Linked DNA regions of Homo sapiens: region 1 is linked to region 2. A link is a loop called in an ENCODE intact Hi-C map of the cell type or tissue named here. Cell type or tissue: K562. All regions are shown on one strand. Links, peaks and the distances in the headings refer to the core of each region. The heading gives the core; the rest is flanking DNA.

Evidence for each region. Peaks named below come from ENCODE experiments on the same cell type or tissue, not always from the same donor. Only the 100,000 strongest peaks of a DNase experiment are listed, where the experiment ranks them.
Region 1: it touches region 2 in a loop (2.8-fold over the local background); 2 of 110 quality-filtered maps call a loop at or near these places.

Annotation. Positions count from the first base shown.
Region 1 is chr14:57,175,269-57,187,752 of GRCh38, forward strand. No RefSeq gene overlaps it. Among named protein-coding and RNA genes, the nearest start is that of EXOC5, 87 kb to the right of the region's middle. In K562, for the core only: a CTCF peak has its summit at 7,729; no DNase peak of the experiment used is centred there; H3K27me3 peaks cover 384 bases.
Region 2 is chr14:57,310,961-57,323,444 of GRCh38, forward strand. No RefSeq gene overlaps it. Among named protein-coding and RNA genes, the nearest start is that of AP5M1, 48 kb to the left of the region's middle. In K562, for the core only: a CTCF peak has its summit at 6,461 (motif pointing left); a DNase peak (open chromatin) is centred at 6,481.

The DNA.
Region 1 (12,484 bases), core at 2,995-10,994, 130 kb before region 2:
AGGTGAACTGGATCCCTCAGGAACCTACAAATCCCTAGAATGGGTCACTGCATAACCCTCAGGATAGTCATTATGAAAGCCTGCCTCCAGCCAGGAAATGGTGCCAGGGCACCTTTGCAAAGCGATATCCCAAAAGACATGAAATTCAGGGTTCACAGAATTTGCCTCTGAACTGCTCTCTTATCAGTATTATACCTTGTTCCATCTTCCTTCTTTCAGTTTGCTAAACCTCTCTTATCCATCTACCTAACTTGTCCATTTGATAGCCCTTACCAGACTCCAGTTCTTGCATTCATGACCTGGGCTCTGATTACCGTCTCTTTACTTTGATCAAACAACCAAGCAAACAACCACTTTGGCAGGGGGCAGTCTTAGCACGACAGATACCCACATGCTGCCCTGTGGACAGCTCTCACCTGGAGCCGACCAACTCTGGAATCAGACATATGGTGGATTTGGGATGTTTGTTTCACTTGGTGCCTAGAGAAGGACAAGGAGGGACCCAGTCTTGTTATTTGCGAATGTAGCTAACAAAAATAAAGTTTGCAAAAGTGATTATAGAGTTTCCAGCATATTAGACAGGTATATTTTCGAAGTATAGATAACTGTATACAATGGAGATATATACATAAACATGCACATATGTAATACATTTTTTATGAGAAACAAACCCCATTTAAAAGTTGTATTTTTAAACGAATCACTTAAAATTCTCTTAATCACTCATTCTAATTCCTAATTCAAGAGCAGGAAGTCTCTCTTTTTAAAGTATAGTTCTGGAGACTGAATCACAGGAGTCAGAGTTGTGAAGTGATAGCTTCTTGTCTACAGCTGACTGACCTTCATATTTTTCCTCCAGTGCAGAATAATATAACAAATTTACCCGAAGAAATTCTTAGATTAGAAGTCAGCAAACCATGGCCCTTGGGCCAAAATCTAGCCCACTGCTTTTCTTTATAAATAATGTTTTACTGGGACACAGCCATTCTCCTTTATTTATATATTGTCTACAGCTACTTTTGCACTACAGTGACTGAGTTGAGCAGTTGTGACAGAGACCTTATGGCCCGCAAAACCTAATATATTTACTATCTGGCCTTTTATAGAAAAAGTTTGCTTATCCCTGTCCTAGATGAAAAATATGGGACACAGCTTGCAACATGGATTTTTATTATCAAAAAGAAGCTTCTTAGTAGGTCTACTCTAAGCCTAACGAAAACACTACACTTGATGTACGGAACTCAGGACACACTGTTCTAAACAGTTGATTTTTTATTCCTGTACTTTAAAGTCAAATCATTGAAAACTCAAACTTGAACTTAGATACTAAGATATTTTTACCAGTTTACTTTCTCCAGAGTGTACTCAAGTCATAAGATCAAATCATTCATTCTTTATTCCCACAGTCTCAGACTAGAAAGATTAATATTTTCCTGGTTGATTTAAATAATAAAAAATAAATGAAGAAAAGCAATTAACAGGTTAATATAAACCTTGGCTAGGCGCAGTAGCCTGTAATCCAAGTACTTTGGGAGGGTGAGGTGGGAGGATCATTTGAGCCCAGGAGTTCAAGATCAGCCTAGTCAACATGGTGAGGCCCAGTCTCTATGAAAAATTAAAAAATTAGCCAGGCATGGTGGTACACACCCGTAGTCCCAGCTACTCAGGAGGCTGAGGTGGGAAGATTGCTTGAGCCTGGGAAGTCAAGGCTGTAATGAGCCCTGGCCGTGCCACTGCATTCCAGCCTGGGTGACAGAGTGAGACTTCAACTTAAAAAAAACAAAAAACAAAAAAACTCCATTTCTTTGAAGGTGAAGATAAAATAATTGGGGAAATAAATAGTGATAAAATTGATTCTTCCTTAGAGGAAAAAAAAATACTGCTTTCGACTACTTTAAATAATTGCTCATTTAAATAGCATTTGGCTATGTAATAATGAGACAGTTTAATGGTTTCCAATCCATTCCAATCTCTCCTGGACACAAAATAATTTCAAAACATTCTCAATAAACAAAATGAAACACATCTTTACCTATGAACTTAAAGAGGGTAACAAGGAGGACTTCCTGAGGTTGAAGCATACTGGGGTTGAAGAAGCAAAGCTTGGGAAGTTACAAAAGCATGTGCTGGGCTCATGGCCATGAATAAAACCATCTCTGAAACTTTGGGCACATACAAAATCTGTCATCTTTTGAGTCCAATTTATGTTTGTTATTTTAACAAGGTATTTCTGTTTTTATTAATGCTAGACCATTGTTTGGATTACTTCTTTGTGTGGGGGAAGAGAAAAAAATGGTCAGCATCTCACCTATATAACTGACATGCTGCCTGACATTCATTGCTTCAAGGTACAGGTGGAAAAGGATTTGGGCTAATCAAAAGCAGTGACTCTTATCTCCACTGCTGTCTTGCTGTGTGATCTTGGACAAGCCATTTGCCTATTCTGTGCCTCAGGTTCCTCATCTGAAAAAAAGGAGATCATGAAAACCTCCCCAACCCACCATCATGTAAAGCTGCAACAAGAAAATGAGGTAGAGAATAAATTAAAGGTTTAATGAAAATTAGAACTTTTCTTTCAGAAGTATGTTACTTGTATTTGCAACTCAATTTAAAAATAACTTAAGCATTTTCTTACTTCTAGTTGTGCTAGCAGTCTAAATAGAGAAAGCCCTCATTAGTTCGAATATACCAGGATTGGCAATTGGGTCCTGTCTTCCCCCAGCTCTCATGCTCAGATGGGCCCGGGCAAAGTTCTTATGTTCCCTAGGATGAGGGTGAGGCCTCAGGGAAAAACTCTGGGAAGCAGGGACATAGAGAGTGGGACCCCACCTTCCAGGAGCCTCCCAGGCCAATCTCAGTACTGGCCAAAGAAAGGAGAGGCAATTATCTGGGAGAATTTTGGAATTGCTGTCATTGTCCTGTCAGTCCTAGACAGTCACCAGACCTAGAATTATTCCTATTGATAACATAAGCCAGAGTGAAAAAATCACCACAGGTGGTGCCAACCAAAGCTGGCAAAGGGATGGATTTAGATGGTTCATTTTTGGTACTCAGCAGCTAGTCGAACAAGCTTGCTCTGGCCCTTTTCTTGCAACCCTGTGACCCGTATTTTAGCCAATTTATTTTTTTCAGCCCCCACTTGTCACATTATAATGGGTAATGATGACAAAAGAAAGGCTTAAAATGGGGTAAAAGCCAGAGATCACTGTCTCTCTCCCTTAAATATTTGTTGGCGAGGAAATGAAAGAATCTAGCATTTTCACTTTACCATTAAAACTTTGATACAGGGCTTGTTACCACAGAGCAGAGTCTTGAGTTCATTATTAAATGAAGAGGGAAATCTTACTTAGTCTTGGACTTATCTCATAGAATCTTAGAGTTGAATAACATTCAGAAACTGCCTTTGAATTTGTGGGTCCTGAATATCTCTTTGTCTTATCAATTAGAACCTGAGAAACAATCTTTTAGGGCTCAAGAACGATAATAAAGTAAGAAAAGTGTTTTTCCTATGCTCCCTAATGTGACCAGTCAGATATTAATATCAGAGGGGTGATCATATGCAAAACAAGAAAACATACATTACTAGCTATTGCTAAAAAGTGCCATTTTACTCAGATCTCTAGCGCATTCTGAAAGCAGAAACTGACACAGAGCCCTACTTAGAGAGAGAATATGACCAGCAGTCCTTCAGATAGCCACTCCAGTGGGTAAAGAAAAAGTGATAGAAATGGAAATTTTAGCCTTCAGCACACTGGTACTATCCTCCTTCAGGCCACCAATATGCGTTATGATCAAAGGAAAGGCAATTTAAATTTGTTGGGCAGAATATTTTTTCCCAGCCTATGGGCAAGGCTGTTTTATTTGCTTGACCCTCTCTACTCCTAAAACTATTTATGGTCAGATATTACCAAACGTGTGAAGAGCCACAGAACAAAATTACATTTCTTTTAACCAAGGGTAGGGGAAATAAGTTAATTTCATGCTATTTCTTGAGGTCAGATAACAAAATGCACATTTACCCAGGAAGAGAAATCATAGGCTTTTCTTCCCAAAATTGTGAGTCCTGAAAGTAAAAGCAGCTGAACCCAGGAAGTTGATGAAACGACACTCTGAGAGAACCGCTCCTCAGATGGAGAATCCTATGGCAGCCAGTCAGGCTGCTTCCAGAGCACAGGGCATTGATCACAGCTCCTTCATTGGCCATTAGGGCTCTGGCAGGCAAGCTGCGTGTGGCTCTGTGCTGGATGTCCACTGCTGGGCCTCTGAAGGCTGCTGTGACAAGCCAACCCTTGGAGCCACCACACAGGACTGAGGGTCTTTGTGCACCTCTCGCCACATTTAAACATGATTCATTGTAAGAAAAAGGATGTGGTGAAAAGGTGGGATCAAATGGTTTGTGCCATTAAGAGGAAAGCAGACAACTGAGATGAGTACCAAGTGCTTTTGGGATATGGAGGAATTAATCCATGAACTTCAGAGCTGGAAGAGAGACCTGAGGGATCATGGAGTCAAACCCCTTTTTGCAATTGTGAGAACAAAGGTCCAGAGAGCTGCCTTGCCCACGATAGACAGCAAGCTGGTAGGAAGGCAGGACTAGAACACATGGCTCTGCACACAAGTCAGTCCTCTTTCTCCTAAGTTACATTGTCTCTAGTTCAGGGAGGTTAAAGTGGCTTTAAAAATAAAGGAAATGCTTTCCACGTGTATAACATTCTGATCAGAAATTAAACTCAACTAGGCAGGCTGTCCTGGTCTCTGTTCTTTACATGTCTAAACCTTGGAACTGAATCAAAATTATGACTCTATTGGTGGGAATGCCCAGGGCTGTTAATTATTAATATTCCTTACTGGGGGAAGAATTCAGCGATATTTCTCTTACCCGTTTTTGGTAATAAGAGAAATGTGGCTCTGTTCTGCCGGGCCCACAGGCAGCCAGACTGTATCTCCCTTGTTCCCTGAAAATCGCTGTTATCCTGTTCTTAAGGTGCCCAGATTTCGTATTGTTCAAACACACATGCTTTACGAACAATTTGTGCAGTTAACGCAATCATCACAGGGTCCTGAGATGACATACATCCTCAGCTTACGAAGATGATGGGATTAAGAGATTAAAGTAAAGACAGGCGTAGGAAATTATAAGAGTATCGATTGGGGAAGTGATAAATGTCCATGAAATCTTCACAACTTACGTTCTTCTGTCACAGCTTCAGCAGGTCCCTCTGTTCGGGGTCCCTGACTTCCCACAACAGGAATATAAACTGCTAAAGCCATCGTGGAAAACTGTATAGATATTCCTCAAAAAATTAAAAATAGAATTATCATGTGATCCAGCAATCCCAATGGACATTTACCCGAAAGATTTTAAATCAGTATGTGGAAGAGATGCCTGCATCCCATGTTCAGTGTAGCACTACTCACAACAGCCAAGTTATGGAATCAACCTAAGTGTCCATCAACAGATGAATGGTTAAAGAAAATGTGGCAGATATAGACAATGCAATGCTATTCAGCCTTAAAAAAGAGAAATGTTATCATTTGCAACAAAATAGATGAAATCGGAGAACATTATGCTAAATGAAAAGAGCCAGGCACAGAAAGCTAAATGCCACATGTTCTCACTTACACGTGGAGTCTAAAACAATCAAACTCATAGAAGCAGAGAGTAGAATGGTGGTTACCAGGGGTGAGGGGATGGGGGAAATGGGGAGCTGATGGTCAAAGGGTACAAAGCCTCAGTTAGATATGATGAATAAGTTCTTTTGAGATCTATTGCATAGTGTGGTGAACTTCAAAATTGCTGAGTAAATTTCAAATGTTCTCATCACAAAAGTAATAAGTATTTGAAGTGCTGGATATGTTACTTAGTTTCACTTAATGATTCCACATTGTATTCATAAATCACAACATCACTTTGTACTGCATAAATATATACAACTATAAATTAGATCCATTTATAATAAAAATAAATTAACTAACTTAAAAAAACATTTTTTTTGAAATACAGTCTCGCTCTGTCCCTCCCAGTTCAAGTTATTCTCCTGCCTCAGCTTCCCAAGTAGATGGGATTACAGGTGTGTGCCACCACTCCCAGCTAATTTTTGTATTTTTGGTAGAGACAGAGTTTCACCATGTTGGCCAGACTGGTCTCAAACTCCTGACCTCATGTGATCCGCCTGCCTCAGTCTCTCAAAGTGCTGGGATTACAGGCCTGAGCCACCATGCCTGGCCTAAAAAACAATTTATGACTCTAATCAAACCAGTCCTTTGTCACAGCCAACTATCTAGGTAAACAGGACCCACAGCTTCTTACTTCTTCTCTGGCATCCCAATCATCTTCCCACTCCTCAATGGATTCATTCGTGAACTACAGAATTCCAGACAATGCCTCATTTTACCCTCCTAATACTGTCTTCCTCTCCCTCTAATACCAACCAGGCTGAAAGTTTTGCCCCGGGATTCACTGGATTAAAAGAATCGAGGTAGACTCTAAGAAAAGACATAGTTTGCAAATTCAAGTAGTTTACAACTTTTTATCAGTATAGTAGACAGCAACCAATATATTTCAAATAAAGCTTAATTCCCCAAGGGGGTGACTATAATGAAGGTACCTGAGAGAACCCCCTGAAGGTCATCATCCCTACTTCTAAAGAACCAAAAGAAAACACAGGTGGCCACAGTTTCTAGATCAGTGCTTCTCAAACTTTAATAAGCATCAGCATCACCTGGACGGTTTGCTGAACACAGATAGCTGAGCCTTACCCTCATTGTTTGTAATTCAAGAGATCTGGGGTGGGGCCAGTGATTTATTTGCATTTCTAACACATTCTCTTGATGTTGGTGCTGATGTTGATGCTGATACTGCTTGGCCTGGGCATCATACTTTGAGAATCACTGCTGTTTCAGATCAACACTAGGAAAGCCTTGGAATGGGAAAATATAAACTCCTGTTTCCTCCTGAATTGTATTTACATGTCAGATTCCATCACGTAATATTGATGAACAACCGCAAATCCTAACAATAAAGCTCTTGCTTGAAGTTTGCTTTTGATTGATGCCTTGTAGACTCTCATATCCCCAGGGAGTTATATATCAAGAATGGGGTCCTTTAAGGGCTGAGAGATGAGTAGACTACAGCTAAGATGTTGATTCTAAGAGGAAACTCTGGTCCGACATCCTCAAAATCTACACAGCTCACTGTCTGATTATCACAAGCTAGAGTGACTTAATCTAGAACCCTACCTAAAGTGAGATCAACAAAACCCAGTAGCCCATACAAATCTGATGCCAGATTCTGGGGCAGAGCATCCAGTGGATGATGTTCCCAGAGGCTGGTGCCAATGACCCATGAGCTGTGACCTCAGGCAGGCTAGAGGATGATCTCAGTAATTCTGTTCTGAAATGCTGCATAGACCAGGAGCTGATGCCATAAAAATATCCCCAAATAGTCTAGCCTTTTTCATGTGCTTCTGAAGAACTTTAACAGTTCTTCCCCATGGGATGGGCCAATGAAGGGGGAGAAAAATCCCTTGCACAGCATGCTGTGGTTGACAGAGTAATTTTCATATGTGTTCTCATTCAATTCTTACAACTCTGTGAGTGGTAGTATTAGTATCATTCCCATTTTACAGATGAGGAAATGGAAATCCAATAAAGTTTGCCCAAGGTCAAAGAACCGAGATTCAAACCCAGGCCGCACAAGCTCGATGAATGATGCCACACTGCCTCTCAGAGGCCGAGGAACAGATGTACAACAGCAGCCCTGAGAAATGGTTCTGAACAAAAGTCAGGAGGGCAACCAATAAAACTCATTAAAATTCTTCATGCCAAGCAAAGTAACAAGACAACAGGGCAAGGGGCAAGCTGTTTGGCCAGCAAACGATAGAGAAGCAAACAAAAACAAGATATAACTGGAATGTTTTTTTTTTAAAAAAAAAAAAACAGACAGATGTTTACATAGTCATTTCACAATAACAGATTGAGACTTATTTCTCTGAGAGCACACTTAAAGGTTCTTACATAAACTATCCTGAGAGATCCTTAAGCAGAACACTCACCACTCTCCCAGAGGCATATTTTAATTCTCCATCTTGCTAATTTTTTTATTTTAGAGTTATCCAGGAAGAACAAGTGCTATAGGAACTAAAACTGCTTTAGTTGAAGGTGGTCAGCTTCCAGTGTTGGAAACTCAAAGAATAATTAAAAGAATTCTTATTGAGACAGATTTAAACATGTATTCATGGCTTGGAGCAGGGGGTCAGTCCTGTAATCCCAGCACTTTGGGAGGCTGAGGCAGGTGGACCACCTGAGGTCAGGAGTTTGAGACCAGCCTGGCCAACCTGGTGAAACCCCATCTCTACCAAAAATACAAAGATTAGCTGAGCATGGTGGTGGGTGCCTGTAATCCCAGCTATTCAGGAGGCTGAGGCAGGAGAATCACTTGAACCCAGGAGGCAGATGTTGCAGTGAGCCGAGATTGCACCATTGCACTCCAGCCTGGGCGACAGAATGAGACTCCCTCTCAAAAAAGAAAAAAAAATGTATTTATGAAGATGCACTTTTCTCATAAGCTGATTCTCCTCCTTGCTTCTTATCGCTATTATGTCCTGAGTCAGAGCCAGCCCTAGGCAAAACTGACAAATAAAAGTTTATTTTCAGCACTACCTCTCTTCCTAACCTCCACTTTCCCCATCTCCTATAAAAATCCCAGGTACTTCTTCCTACCTCCTTTTGGCTAAAGACTCAGTTTTCTTTCCTTCCCAATAAAAATCTGCCCTCCAGGAAGAATACGATGTTTTCCACACTCTAGACCAATGGATCCTAACTTTGGCTGCATATTAAAAATCACCTTAAAACAACAACAACAAAACAATGTCCAGGCTCCACCCTAAACTAGTTAAATCAGAATCTCTGACAGTGAAGCTCTAGCATCAGTATTTAAAAACAAACAAACAAAAACAACTCCTCTCCTCCAAGTGATTCTAACATGTAGCCAGGGTTGGAAATCACTATACATACATTCATGAGAAGGCTTATTATATTACTCTTTCCCAAAATATTTGTATTTTATATCATAACAAGCCTTAGTAGTGGGACATTTAGGCAGGCTACATGATCGACGAAGAAAAGAGGAAGAGTTAGAGAGAGAAGAGAAGACTCCTTTGTTGAAATTACTCCCTGCAGAGGTGGATGTCATCTTAATTAGTGAGCTTCATGGGTTCAGCAATGAGAAGGTCATTCAGACACCTGCATTTGGTTTAGAATCACTCTGTCTCATGGTTTCCCTTTCAGACACACCATCCTTTGACTGGTGTTCATGTTGGTGGCAAACAGATCCTTCAGTTATTTCTTTTTTCTCTCCATGATGACAGGTTTTTTTCCTTCTTAGGTCTGACCAAATCCCTGTCTATAACTTTCAGCATTCAGCTAAGGGAGCAAAGTGCCCTGATTTATTTAGCAGAGTAAATGCTTTGGAGATGCTTCCCAGGTCATTCTTTACAAAAGATGACCTGGGATGGCTGTCCTTTTCTTGACAAGCCTCATAGGATGGCAATTTGTTAGGATCACTGAGAAAGCAAGGTCTGGTTCTCAGTTTTGCAGGCTCTGAATCAGAGTTTTATTACTGCACCAGAGGGTGATCAGGCCCTCGTGAGCTGGCGCATACTAATCTACCACATAAATCATAACCCTGCCGTACTCAGTTTTACTGAGATCTTTGACTGTCAAATGGACTACTTCTCTTGGCCAGCCTAACACCTTAGCTTACAAAGTCAGGAGCTCTCTTTGTGAGAATAAGGATGGAGCAAAGGTACATATCAAAAAAGTGCCTCCACAAAATCTTCCAGAGGTCCCATCTAGAACTTCTAGGAAACCAGAGAATCCTACATTTTAGCTGTACTCACTGCACTCCCTTCTTCTTGCCTTTGAAACAGAGGTCTGCTTACTGAGAGTTAGGCTTCGAGAGTGGCAGAAAGAGCAATCCAAGAGGATACCTTCGTTGAAAGGAAATTGCCAAACAGAGTCAGTTATTCCATGTCTGATGCAGTCTCTTCAAACAGACCAGTGGTTCTTAAACTCTTCTGCACATTAGAATCACCTGGGAGCTTTCAAGAGTCCTGATACCTGGGCCACACCCCAAATCAATTGGATCAGAATCACCAGGGATGGGAGCCCGTGGCATCAATATCTTAGGGATGCTAAAAATACCACAGAAATGTGTTGCCCATGAACTCAGATTATGGTTTTTGCGGATTCGTTTTTAAACTACCACAGGTGATTCCAATAAAAAGCCAAATTTGTGAAACCACTGAATAGGTCTGTGCAAATGATTTGCATAGTCACAGTCAGATTCCATTCTCCCCCAGACAAGGCTGGAAATAAATCTTTACTGTCTTTTTCTATCTGCCATCCTAATTAGGGGGTTTCAAGGTAAGGAAGGTTTGTATTTATATTTATATGCCAGACACAGAAGAGGCCTGTATGTACTTTGTCTCCTTAGTTCTGGACACAGTCTTCTCATCCCGATTCATAGGACTGAGCTACTTTAAAGTACATGTGTCAACCACAACCCTCCAGTTCTCCTTAATCAGAAACTCTGAGATTGGATGCTGGGTATCTGAAGATTTTTTAAATTCCCCAAATGAGCTGATTCAAAACTAGGGCTAAGAATCTCTGAGCCAAGTAGATCACTGGCATTTGAGACATTTTGTGGCACTTGTCATAATATCATTCTTTATTCAAGGCCAGATTATAGGGTGGTTCAATCAGACAAATACCTGTGGCACTTATATATTAGAAATGCTCAAACAAACAAACAAACCAAAACAAAACAAAAACAAAAACCATGGAAATATATTGTCAGTGAACTCAGTTCTTTGTCTATGCATCCTAACACAAAGGACAAAATATAACATGGTTCCATTTCTACTAAAGTAGATCACCTTTCAGAAGAGATTAAAATGGAGAAGGGAAAAGAAAAGAAAACAGGCCGGGCGCGGTGGCTCACGCCTGTAATCCCAGCACTTTGGGAGGCCGAGGCGGGTGGATCACGAGGTCAGGAGACTGAGACCATCCTGGCTAACACGGTGAAACCCCGTCTCTACTAAAAATATCAAAAAATTAGCCGGGCGTGGTGGCGGGCGCCTGTAGTCCCAGCTACTCGGGAGGCTGAGGCAGGAGAATGGTGTGAACCCGGGAGGCGGAGCTTGCAGTGAGACGAGATCGCACCACTGCGCTCTAGCCTGGGCGACAGAGCAAGACTGCGTCTCAAAAAATAAAAATAAATAAATAAAAACAAAACAAAACAAAGCAAGACAAAACATCCTTGCCAGTATTGATCACTCCTCACTAAACAAATGTTGAACCATGATTTTCAACACACTTGGTGCTTGCATATCTCAATCCAGCCCTAATACCATGTCTTATTTTCAATGATGGTATTTGGATTGGTCATTCTGAGGGAGACCGTATGATAAAATAACAAAGCCAATAGCATTGCCATTTATTGAGCACTTGCTGTGCACCTGGTGGTAGGTGCTTACTGTAACTTCTTACTTACCATAGCTTCTTTCATAGAGGGGAAGCATTCATCCACTCATTCATTCAAGTATTGACTGCCTCCTATAGAAAAAGGCAGTAGATTATTTAATATTGCCAAGTACATAGGCTTTGGAATGAGACAGCATGGGTTTGATGCCTGCGCTGTGAGCTATTGGTTGTTACCTCTTCTGTAAAATATGGATAGCAGTAAGATTACCATAAATGAGTGACTCATTAAAGCACTGAATGCAATGTCTGATAACTATTCAGTAAAAGTAATAACATCAGAGATGGTCATTGCTCCTATGTGTACTATGTGCTAGACACATGCTGGGTGGTGGGTACCCTTATCTCATGAGCAAATTCAACCATCCGTTTGTTTATTCATCTATTTTAGTAAGTCATTCAGTCAACAAACCATTTTTTAATGCTGTGCTAGACTGTGAGAGCTCACTAGACTACAGGTAAGGAGCAGACAGACAGTAAACAAATCATGGAAACTAGAGGTGATGAGAGCTGCGTGGACGGGTGTGTGTGTGTGTGTGTGTGTGTGTGTGTGTGTCTGTGTGTGTGTAGTGCCCTGGCAGTGGAGAGGAAGGGGCCAGGACCTTGGGGAGGAGGCAGTAGCCAAAAGCTTCATGGAGACACTTGAGCAGTTTCTGGAAGGAATTGCTGCAGTGCGAGACCTGAGGGTGGGAAGTAGGTAGGAGAAGAGCATTCCAAGCAGAGGAAAAACCATGCAACAGTGTAGGTTTCTAGGATGATAGCCATCGCTGGCTGGAGAGAAAGGGCCTTGACTTTTCTCTGGATTTGGCAGTCTAAGGGGTTAGGATTTGATTTTTGAGCTGCAGATTTAGATCCAACTACTATACTCCTCTATATCCAATCTTCATTAAGATTTAATGAATTACCTATGTAGTCCTTATGAATTAATTGAGCAAAGCTGTAG
Region 2 (12,484 bases), core at 1,911-9,910:
TGCTCACTGCAAACTCCGCCTCCCGGGTTCACGCCATTCTCCTGCCTCAGCCTCCCAAGTTGCTGGGACTACAGGCGCCCACCACCACGCCCGGTTAATTTTTTTTTGTATTTTTAGTACAGACAGGGTTTCACCATGTAAGCCAGGATGGTCTCAATCTCATGACCTCGTGATCCGCCTGCCTCGGCCTCCCAAAGTGCTGGTATTAAGGCGTGAGCCACCGCGCCCGGCCATCTGCCCAGTACCCCACAGGTCGTTCCTAATTTTTAAAACGTAACCTTTTAGATTTTATTCATGCATATACAAGCAAATGGACAAATATGTCTCTATTTTCCTCTATTTTAACACAAAAAGTAGCACACTAGACATTGTTCCTCACCTTGATTTTTTTCACCTAAGAATATATATTGGCAGTCCTTTCCTAACAATGGATAGAGAGCTTCTTCACTCCTATATACAGCTGTACAGCATTGCAAGATCAATTCTGATCAGAGGCAGGGTGCGGTGGCTCACGCCTGTAATCCCAGCACTTTGGGAGGCCAAGGCGGGCAGATCACGAAGTCAGGAGATCGAGACCATCCTGGCTAACACGGTGAAACCCCGTCTCTACTAAAAAATACAAAAAATTAGCTGGGCGTGGTGGCAGGCGCCTGTAGTCCCAGCAACTCGGGAGGCTGAGGCAGGAGAATGGTGTGAACCCGGAAGGTGGAGCTTGCAGTGAGCCGAGATTGTGCCACTGCACTCCAGCCTGGGCGATGGAGTGAAACTCCGTCCCCCCCCCCCAAAAAAAAACAAAAAAATTCAATTCTGATTAGAAGCACTGTGAAAAAGCTGGCGGGTTTTGAGAAATGGAGTCAAAACTCTTTGTGAAAAAATAGTGTAACTCTTATGGCAAACAGCATATAGGATTTTTGGCCCACTTTTTTAGTAAGTCGGAATCTCCCATTTTTGCATCCTGCTAAGCCTAATATTTCCAGAGATGAATATCAATCTTTGGGGCTACATTTGCCATGACAATTGTGAATGGCCCTATATAATCTTGAAAAATGAATCCAGGGCAAATAGAAGACTATGGCACAGGTTGCAAACTGGAGACCTACAACTCAGCCTGCTTCACAAATACATTTTCTTTGGCCTGCACAGTATTTTTTTAAAAAAAGTTTAGCTACTTTTTAATGTTTAAAATGTTTTAATTGGGCTATTTCATATTAACATTTTAATATTTTGTTTTAATATCTTATTTTAAATTTTCATATTAAAAACACAGATTTCTGGTTTCCCTTGACAACTTGGATTGTTCATTTCCACAAAGCAGCAAGAGGTTGAAGTTCAATAGCGAGGACCCTCTTTAAATAGGGTATGCCCTGTTCAGTTCTCCACAGTTCCTGCTGCTTTCTGTGGTCCCTCAACTCTAAGGTCAAGGGCCTTCTGCCATATATTATGTCTCTTGCTCTATTGCTTCTCTTTATTTACACCCAGGTAGCTTCTATGGACATTTGACTGTGTGACATCAAGTTTATTATATTTGAATCCTGGGGGACTTTAACACCCCTTCAAAGGAGAGTTATTTTCACAAGACTATCTTGAAAATGCTCAGGGGGAAAAAAAAGTTTTTCTCTTTTTCATCTTAATTAGTTTTTTGGGTCGAATAGTAAAAGAAAAGAAGAAAAAAATTACTACAGCATGTAGAAATCTCAATACATAAAGTACCTAAGGAAGATTTTTCTTACTCATTCTAACAATTATTACACTATGTTTTTTCCATCTTTGATTTGACCTCAATCATGGGAAAATCAGCATCTTGAATTACTCAGTCTTTCCTAAGGCCAATTCTAAATTTCAGGTTAAAACTGAGTCCTGACAGTGATTCAATTTCATGACTCGAGGGAACATCTTTATATTCCCCATTGTTCCTAGCACAGTCCAGTCCATGGTAGGCCCTCTATAAAGACATATTGGATCACTATCTAAAGATGACAGGTTGAACATGTGCATGTCTTCTGTCAGCCTTAACAAAACACACAAAAATAACAGGAAAGGGTGTTTTTCTTTAAAAAAAAAAAAAAAAAAAAAAAACACAAGAGGCACCCTCACGCAGTGGCTCATGCCAGTAATCCCAGCACTTTGCGAGGCCGAGGCAGGTGAGTCACCCAAGGTCAGGAGACCCTCAGGTCAGGACAAATAGAAAACATAAGAGTATTTATTTAAAAACCAGAGGAGAAATACAGGAGATTCAACATCTGAATAATGGGATAACAGGGAAAATGGAAAGGGGAAAGGTAGAAATCACCAACAGAAAACGGTCATGAGAATTTTCCAAAGTTGATTAAGAACATGACTTTCTGCACTCAACGGGCCTGGTATGTGTCCAGTCCAATAAATAAAAACAGACTTATACGTGGCTCATAATTTTGAATTTCAGAACTCAGAGAACAATGAGAAGATCCACAAAGTTTCTAAAGGGAGAAAACGTTAGACATCAACAATCAAGATTCAGCATTGGATCAGACTTCTTAAGAGAGCACAGAAAACTAGAAGAAAGTTGAATAATGCTACAAAATTCTGAGGGAAAATAATTTATATTCTAGAATTCTAGGCCCAATCAAAATATCACTTAAATGAGACATTTAGAGATTCAAGTTCTCCAAAATTTTCTTCCCTATGTATTCTTTTCAATGAAACTTCTAAAGGAGGTCCTCCATTAAAAAAAAAAGAGAGAGAGAGAGAAAGCCAGTTAAAAAAAAAAACTTAGAATTCAATAGACCAATAGAGTGGGGATGGAGCCTACACATTTGAGAGGCAAAGGTAATCCCCAGCACAACAGTAATTACAGGTGCCAGTCCAGGTTGTATCAGAATCACAGTTCCAGCCTATGCTAGATCAGGCAAATCCATCACATTAACCATTAGCTTAATACAAAACATGGACTTCTTCAAACCCAATTTACAATATGATCACTAATATCCAGAAGGGTGGAAAGCTTTGGGAGTGGGTGTGGCGGGGAGGCATTTTTCACAAATCATGTATGCTTTTTGGAGACAGAATTAGTTCTTGTGTCATATTTTCCTATCCTCCATCTCCAATTTCCCCCCAAACCTATCAAGATCTATGTAACAGAAATGAAATATTAAATACCTTTTCTTTTTTAAACAAATTTTTAAATTTTAGAATCGTTTTTGACTCAGAAAAGTTGCAATAACAGTACAGAGTTCTCTTATTATACCCCTCACCCAGTTTCTCCTGGCTCATTTGTCACAACTAGGGAGCCAACACCAGTACATTACTATTAACGAAATTCCACAGTTTCTTCAGTTTCACTAATTTTTTTTTCTATTCCAGGGTCATATTTCCAGGATATCACATTATATATAGTCATCATGTCTTTTTAACCTCCTCTGTCTATGACAATTTCTCACATTCTCCTGGTTAGATGTTTTGTAGAATGTCTTTCAATTTGGGTTTGTCTATTTTTTTTTTAATCATGGTTAGTGTGTTATTCCATTCTCACACTGCTATAATGAAATACCCGAGATTGGGTGATTTATAAGAAAAGAGGTTTAATTGGCTCAGAGTTCCCCAGGCTGTACAGGAAGTGTGGCTGGGGAGGCCACAGGAAACTTAACGATCATGGCGGAAGGTGAAGGGGAAGCAGGCACGTCTTACGTGGCTGGGGCAGGAGGAAGAGAGAAGCGGGGAGGTGCCACACACTTTTGAACAACCAGATCTCATGAGAACTCTATCATGAGACAGCATGAGGGGGATGGTGCTAAACCATTAGAAATCACCCCAATGATCCAATCACCTCCCACCAGGCCCTACCTCCAGCACTGGAGATTACAATTCAGCATGAGATTTGGGTGGGGACACAGAGCCAAACCATGTCAGTTAGACTGGGGTTATGAGTATTTGGGAGGAAGACAATGAAGGTAAAGTGCCATTCTCATCATATCAAGAGAACATGCTATCAATATGACTTTTCACTGATGATGTGTTGGAGCCAGATGATACATTTCTCCGCTGTAGTTACTTATTTCCACTTTCCACATTCTGCTTTTCACAAGTAAGTCACCAAGCACAGCTCAAACTCAAGGGTTGGAGTGTTAAACTCTACCTACTTGAGGGGTGGTGTTGAGCTTCTCCTATTTGTTTGTTTATTCAAGCTTTGACTCATGAATATTTATTTTATACTTTGGGTTATAATTTAATACTACCTTATTTATTTTGTTGCCCAAGTTATTCCAGGTTTGTCCACTGGCAGCTTTAGTTTGGCTACTGTGTTCCTCTGACATGCCTCATTTTTTTTGTCTGTTTTTGTGCTTTGAGCACTTTCTTACCCTCTGGTTTTACAAGATGCTCTAGGTTCATGGTGTATATTCCCTGCATCAGCTCTATGATCAGTCATTTTTCTATGGAGCCTGGCTCCTTTAACTGGAGTCTATCATGTGCCTCTTCTTTATTGCTGTTATTTTTTTACGGCTTGACTCTTTCTGTAAAGTTAAGAGCTATTTGGAAGATCGGGGAAGGAGAAATATATTGATTTCTTTCTTCATGATTAATGTATAATTTATTTTAACATCTTAATCTAGCTTCCTACAAGACAGAGACAATATTAATTGTCACTTATCCTAGGTAAACATTACTAGAAGTTGAAATTTTCATTCTTAACCTTATTCCCTTAGAAATATTATTTAACTGGCAACTTAACAATCCATCCGAAGAATGCTAATCAGGTATTCTAAGAATTAGATTCTGTGTTGCTAAGTATCTTAAAGGCAAGGGCCACATAAACTTATAGGATAATTAATATTCTTAGACTTCACATTTTTATTAAGAATATCTAATAGACCAGCCTGACCAACATGGCAAAACCCTCTACTAAAAATACAAAAATTTGCCAGGCATGGTGGCAGGCGTCTTTAGTCCCAGCTACTTGAGAAGAGGCAGGAGAGTCGCTTGAACCTAGGAGGCAGAGGTTGCGGTGGGCTGAGATCGCACCATTGCACTCCAACCTGGATGACAAAGCAAGACCTTGTCTCAAAAAAAAAAAAAAAAAAATCTAACATACTTTACAAATTCGATACTCTGAGTCATTCAGTCGGTACACAGGTATTGTCATTTATTTTTTAACTTAAGGAAAAAAAAGATATCTTCATTCTACACATAAAATGAATGACCAAAACTAGGCCTAAACAATTACTTCATAAGGAGCAGTTAAGTTAAATTAATCTGAAATCTATGCTATGTAAATGCAAATTCAAAGTTAATTATATTTTTTCCCAAAAAGCTACATTTGCATTTACAGATACAGGGCTCAACTCAACTGTCTGTGTCAAATGACATAATCTGGTTATTAGACTTATGATGGGATTTAAACATTTTAGTGAGAGGAGAAAAATAAAATATTCTTTTGTTTAAATTAAGTTTGGAATTCAAAGGATTTGTTCATTTGGTTCTCCAAGTTTTAACTTTCAACATGAGAGAGTCTTGAAAGTAGTATCTTTGCTTCAAAGGCTTTTGCTTTCAAATTTAACTTTTACTTTGAAACTAACTGAAAGGGAACTAAGTGTATCAGAACCATACCTAATCCCCTAGAAGTCAGCATTGCATCGAGTTTATTAAAATTAAACACTCCTCTTTTTTCCTCTCCTTCCCAAACAGACATCTGGCAATAAAAAGCAAATCAGCTGAGCTAGGATAAAACAAGAAATGTTTTTCCTTCGCTAGTTCATTTGGAAAAGTCACTTTGCTAATTGAGAAAAATTTTAATGAATTTTACTTGTATTAAAATAAAGGTGATTGCTTCATGGCAACAATGTACTCATTTGAGAAAGTCATTACATTTATGTATTGTGTTGTCATGTAAATACTTTTGCCAAAATGTATTAACAAGAAATATAATATTATGGTTCATGGTTCATGTAATATCTGAAGAGAATAATTGTATAACTAATCAGTGAAAACAAAGCAAATGTTCCTCTTGGGTTTGTACAATAAAAATGGAATTAAAATTATTCAGGCTCAAAAATGCAAATATAACACATCTCCACCAGCAGAAAAATAAAATTTTAAAGGCAAAACTTGTATGTTCAATTCCTCTAAAAGTCTTAGTTTGATTCCCAAGCCTCATCAAAGTTCACTTCATGAATTTTTACAAAGTAATCAAATATTTCATTGTTTTAAAAACAATAAAATTATTATTCATTTTCCTGAACAAGCTCACTGATATTCAGAACACATTCTGGGGAAATTTAATGCTAATCAGTGCAGTGGCAGCAACCAAAATGGCACTTTAATGTATTAAACAGTAGCATAAGATTAAATTCACAGTAAACTTAACAGGAAATAGCCAATATCAATTTAAACACATGAAATCTTGGGAAACGGTAAAGATTAGAAATGACCTGAAGTAATAACCAAATTCTCTTGCAAAGTATAGGCCTTATATTAGACAACAGCACCCCCTACCGGAAGCTTGAGTCCGGGGAAGGGAATCTGTGAGGCTGGCAGGTGGAGCCACCATGGAATTCAAGTGCATCATCAGTCCTAGAATCATTTCTTTTCTATTGCATAACCACAAACTTCAGGTTCATCACCTAGAACTTTCATTATTCCCTCAACTGTAAGTGGGCCAGAAATTGATTCAGAATGTTTTATTAGTAAATATTTGGTATGTCTTTTTATTTAAGAAGGCTAAAATTCTGTGATAAATACCTGACATTAAAAAAAAAGAGATATCTGGTCATACAGTGATCTTGATTAGACTTCCTTGGAATTTCCCCACAGTGCTCAAAATTGTTTCTTTTCTTAGTAGATTATATATTTCTGAGGGTGCTTTGTTCTGATACCCCAACAAGCATGCATGGTGGCTATACTTACACATTTATATACAAATATTAATACATGCAAATACACACATACACACACATACCATATACACACAAGGTGCAACTATGATTCAAAGTGGAACATAGCAGTTTAGAAGCCTCAGTAAAATGGAAAGTCTTTGCCATCAGTTTACCTTCCAGTGTTCAGGTTTCTGGCTTTTTTCTATGATATTGTTTGGGTGAGTACACATCCTTAACAATCACTTACAAGAAGAAATATGAAAACTTCTGAGGGATGATAAAAGGCAGTCATCTGACAAACAGACTAGCCATATCTACAAAACACCCTCTTTAAAATATTAATATAAGCATAGGTGATCTTTAGACTGAAAAAAATACTAATATGAAATGCCCAACAGTGTTTTGAATGCAGCAATTAAATAAAGCAAATATCTAAACTGGGTTATGCCCTATAACTAAAGGAAACCTCAGTCACGCTGACTTGCTAAACGTGTACATGCCACAAGAGTAAGCACAGTGATCAGAGAAATAAACTGAAGAAAAAAATCAGGGGGGATCATTTTTTAACAGATGTTGCAGATCAGTAGAGAGAATGGAAGAGGAAAATAGAAGCAAGCCTGAAAACCAAATTGGGCTTGAAGAGCAATCCATATTACTATGAAAAAAGATGGGAACAGCTCTGAGCTTTGCATTTTACTTTATGAACACCCACCACCCACCTCCAGCACCAAATGCTTTAGTTTTGTGACTTTCATGTGAATGATTTTTATAAAAACACACCAAGGAGGCATAGTACCCAATGAAGGCAATCCGATCTCAGACCATGTTCATTCTCCTAGCCAAGTGAAAGGAGAAGCTTTCTTTTCCTTCCTCGAAAGTTTTAGAGTGCACAGAGGAGGCCAGAAGCAGCCAAATTGGAAGGCACTCTGTTTTTAACCCTCTTGCTTGAAATACAGAGTAAAATCATTTCAGAGAAAGGTTAAACATCTACTCAAAGTTGTCTACAGGTGGGAATGTTTGTTTCCTGAGGTTAGAAGCACATCATGGTCCAGGCGCAGTGGTCCATGCCTGTAATCCCAACACTTTGGGAGGCTGAGGCAAGCGGATCACTTGAGCTCAGAGTTCAAGACCAGCCTGGGCAACACGGCAAAACCCCATCTCTAGCAAAAATACAAAAAATTAGCCGGGAATGGTGGCATGCACCGGTGGTCCCAGCTACTCAGGAAGCTGAGGTGGGAGGACCGCTTGAACCCAGGAGGCAGAGGTTACAGTGAGCTGAGATCATGCCACTGTACTCTAGCCTGAGTGACAGAGTGAGACCCCATAAAAAGAAAAAGCAGCTTATGCATTCCTCAAAGAAACACAATCAAAAGTATTTGCAATTACAGGTATTTGAGGGGCAGCCACGTAGTAGTTGGAAAAAGCAGGGAGTCAGGACACAGGGGCCCAGAATCCTGTCCCAGTTTGGCCCCACTATGTGCCCCTGCATGTCATTCCACTGCTCTGTGCCTTTGTTTCTTCATCTATAAAGATGAAGACACTTGACTACATTTCCGTCTCAGTCTTTGATGACAAAGAAGTTTTAATGAGGATTTAGTGTTCAGACAAGACATGATCTAACAGTGTATAACAGTGCTTCATAAAATGATCATGGTGCAAAAAGGGAGAGGCTTCACAGGATCAAAGAACTATAGTTATGATGGATCTTCCCTGGATTCACTCATTCATTTATCCTTCCGTGGGTGTTTATTAAGGGTCTAGTATGTGTCAGACTTCAAACCAGGCAATATAATACAAATTTGAATAAGACTCACTGTCTTCTCTCAACGAACTCACAACTTAATGGGGAAGAAAGACAAATCTATCTGTATTCACAATACAGGGCAGGTAGTTCTCTACTAGCATATGCTAGAGTACTGGGGAGCATGTCTGGAGGATCTCAAGCAGGGAGGAAAGGGTGAAAGCTGTCACTAAGGAATGCTTGGAAGAGGCAACCACAAGCCTGACCTTAAAGCACGAACAGGTGTTAGCCAGGAAGAAAAAAGAAAGGAGGGGCATTTTAGGCAAAGGGAGCAGTCTTTGAACTAAAGACTGGACCAGGGAGAAATGTAGAAGATTCTGGCAACTTCAAGTAGTTCAGTGTGGCTTGACAGCAGGGTGTGTCCAGAGAAGCTCCTGCAGAGGGAGTGGGAGTGGAGGCTGAAGTACTGAAGGAAAAAGCTCATTCTACCCAGCATGGGGGTGGGGACAGCACAGAATAGACTGGAGGTTTTGAAGACTGTTGGCGAGAAGAGCAGAGTGGTAGAGCTTGTGATAATTATCTGTACCAAGGCCACAGCAGTGGAAATAGAGAGTTGGAAAAGAAATTGCAAAATGTTTATAAAATAGAATTAACATGTTCAGTGATTGATTGTGTTTGAGTGAGGGAGAGGGAGATGTTGAGGATGACTTACTTTCAGATTTCTGGCTTGGATGGCTGGTGCTGGGACCAGCAATGCAGGATGGAGATCGGACTGGGTGGAGAAAGATGCAGAATTCTGCCTGGGCCGGGGATTAATGAGACATTCAGATGAAGGTCTCTTTAGGGCTTCTGGAGGATAAAAGAGTTTAGAGAAAAGCAACAAATATTCCCAACACCCTTCATACCATCCATTAGCTTCTGAATAAGAACTCATTCTCATGACCACATCATGAAAATGTATCATTCTGGACCTCCTCCACTGTTCTTGCAGATCTAAACACAGCCTTCTGTCATCTTGCGCTGTCTCCTAAACTCCCAATCTCATACTCACACTTTACCTAATCTTCAACTTCATCCAGACTCCAGTTTGCAGGTTGCTGCTCATTTTCTCAGCCCACCAGGCTCCTTCCAGCTCTACTTTCTTCCCTATCTGGAGAAGGGAATCATATTTGGTCTTATTGTGATACCATCTAGAATCACATAGAAGAATCACATAGAAACGCATAGGAGACACTCATCCTGATCACACTGAATGATCTCTTAGACTCAGACCTCAATATTCACACAGTCCCTAACACATCCTCCCCCAAAAAACCAGAGTTTAGATGATGCTCCACTCACTTCCACACAACTACCTCTGCATTGTCCCAAACCAGGTATGGGTTTTGTTTTTTGTTTTTCTGAGATGGAGTTTCTTTCTTATTGCCCAGGCTGGAGTGCAATGGTGTGATCTCGGCTCACTGCAACCTCCACCTCCCGGGTTCAAGTGATTCTCGTACCTCAGCCTCCTGAGTAGCTGGGATTACAGGCATGTGCCACCACACCCACCTAATTTTTTGTATTTTTAGTAGAGATGGGGTTTCACCATGTTGGCCAGGCTGCTCTCAAACTCCTGACCTCAGGTGATCCACCTGCCTTGGCCTCTCAAAGTGCTGGGATTACAGGCATGAGCCACCACCAAGTATGTTTTAAAGTGGCCCGAGATTGGATTCCTGGGCCAAATCCTCTCCCTTTAGAAAATTCAGAAGCTGCCAGGGAAGATCACAATTTTAAAATGGCAGCTTCTCTGAGCCATTAGACAAGTCTCACAGTTGCTAGACTTGATGAGTTACTCCTTTTATTTTTTCAGTAAGTACTCAGTGAATATTTGTTAAGCAAATGGTATTTTCAGAGTATGTCTGTAGCCTTTAAAATTTGATTCTAGGCTGGGGATGGTGGCTTATGCCTGTAATCCCAGAGCACTTTGGGAAGCTGAGGCAGGAGGATCGCTTGAGCTCAGGAGTTCAAGACCAACCTGGGCAAGATGGTGAGAGCCCATCTCTATTTTTTTTTAATTATTCTCTAAATATTTTAATAATAAAATACTTAAACCTTTTAGCTGTCTGCTGAAATGCCAACCCAACAGGGATCATTGATAAATATGATGATAAAGAGAAATAAATGTACCCAGTTACCCCTGGAGAAAGTATCAGTATCCCCATATAATGAACGTGAACAGCCATCTGAGGAAGTAAACCAAGATGTCATTTACAAATATGTAACATAAACCCTTACAATTGGAACCCACACAATTCCAATCAAGATGACCTGGAAAGGGTGTTTAGAAAGGAAAATCTTCTGTAGCTAATTATATGGTACCAAGACTGGAGATGGACTGTATGAACTGTCCTGGAAAGAGAGTAACCTATCTGAATGACAAGGCTGCCTACACATTTAAATCATCTCTGATTCTGTCTGTTTGTAAACTTCTGATTTTCTTGCTAGCTGTTTGACTACAGAAGAGGATATATTGGTTGTACAGATGGAAATGCACCATCTTCCTGGCAGTTATATATCATATTGCCAATTAATAAATTTGTATTAATTCAGCCTTCTCTACTGGGTTTAGTTATGTGAGTTGCCATCTCCAAATCCTATGTAGATGGATACACATTCTGCAAACTCTTAAGGTTTGAAAGCCATAGAAAAGTAAATTCCACCTTGTGAAACCCTCTGGGACAAGGCTTGCTAAACCCTCCAGCCATATACCTGAATGTGACACCTACAGGGCAACTTCTGTAATATTTGAATGGCAACCCCAATGGATAGTCAACAAAATAGTTATTGACTTTGCTGCACATATGTGTGGTTGTCAGTAATCATAATAATTCCTATTTGTCCAATGGCTACCATGTGTCAAGAATAGCTCTAGGTCTAATCAAAAGTATGTAACATTTTTTCCTTTAAATCTATTTTGAGCAATTGATGCTCTCTTAAAAAAAAGAAAAACAATCTTATTTATAACAGTGAAAAACTGGAATCAGCCTAAACGTACAACATACAATAATAAAGAGGGATCTCAATTGGTGAAAACACATACATGAAAAGACTAAAGAGCTACACATCGAAAAGTTAACAGACAGAATCTGGTGTCTTTTTCATCATTGGCTTTGTTCTTTTATATATTTACATTTTTTTCTGCACTGAATATGTACTTTATAATTCAAAAGTTTTCATTCACTGCTAATTCACAAAAAGAAACTTCAAAATTATTATTTGTCTTCAGAGTCTTCTTTGGGTCTTATTTCAACGGAATGTGAGAGTTCTTTAAAAATTACATTGAATTATTAGATGAAGTACAATTAAATTGTCCCTTTGGTTTACTAAAGAGTTAATCTGCCATTATGCTTGCACATATTTGGCCTCTCATTCAAAGCAAACCCATAGAGCAATATCAGCCCAATTTTGCTTCATTACCATAGCAACATAATGATGACAAAAGCACACGGCTCCTTCCCTCCCTCTCACACATATGCCCTGTTACTGTTTCTCTTTCACCTATTTTCGTTCATCGCCATTTTCCTCCATCTATATATTTTTTATCCTTTTTCCTATACTGGCTTCCTTCTTCCCAAAAAGTTTATGTGTGGCAAAAAAAAAAAAAAAAAAAAAAAAAAAAAAAAAAGAGTGTATGTTACTAATCATAACACCCTCAATTTAAAATGCCAGTTGGTTTTTTCTGTTTTGTACTCTTCAAGACTCTTCCTAGTCAACCTTAGGTAAGGAACAGTTATATTTTTTCCTGGGAAACTTCTCTAATCAATACTTTTGAATACAAATAATTTCAATATTCAGAACTTAACTCAAATGAGCTTTTAGATGGGAGGAAAGAGTGCATACTGGGGGAGCCACTAGCAGT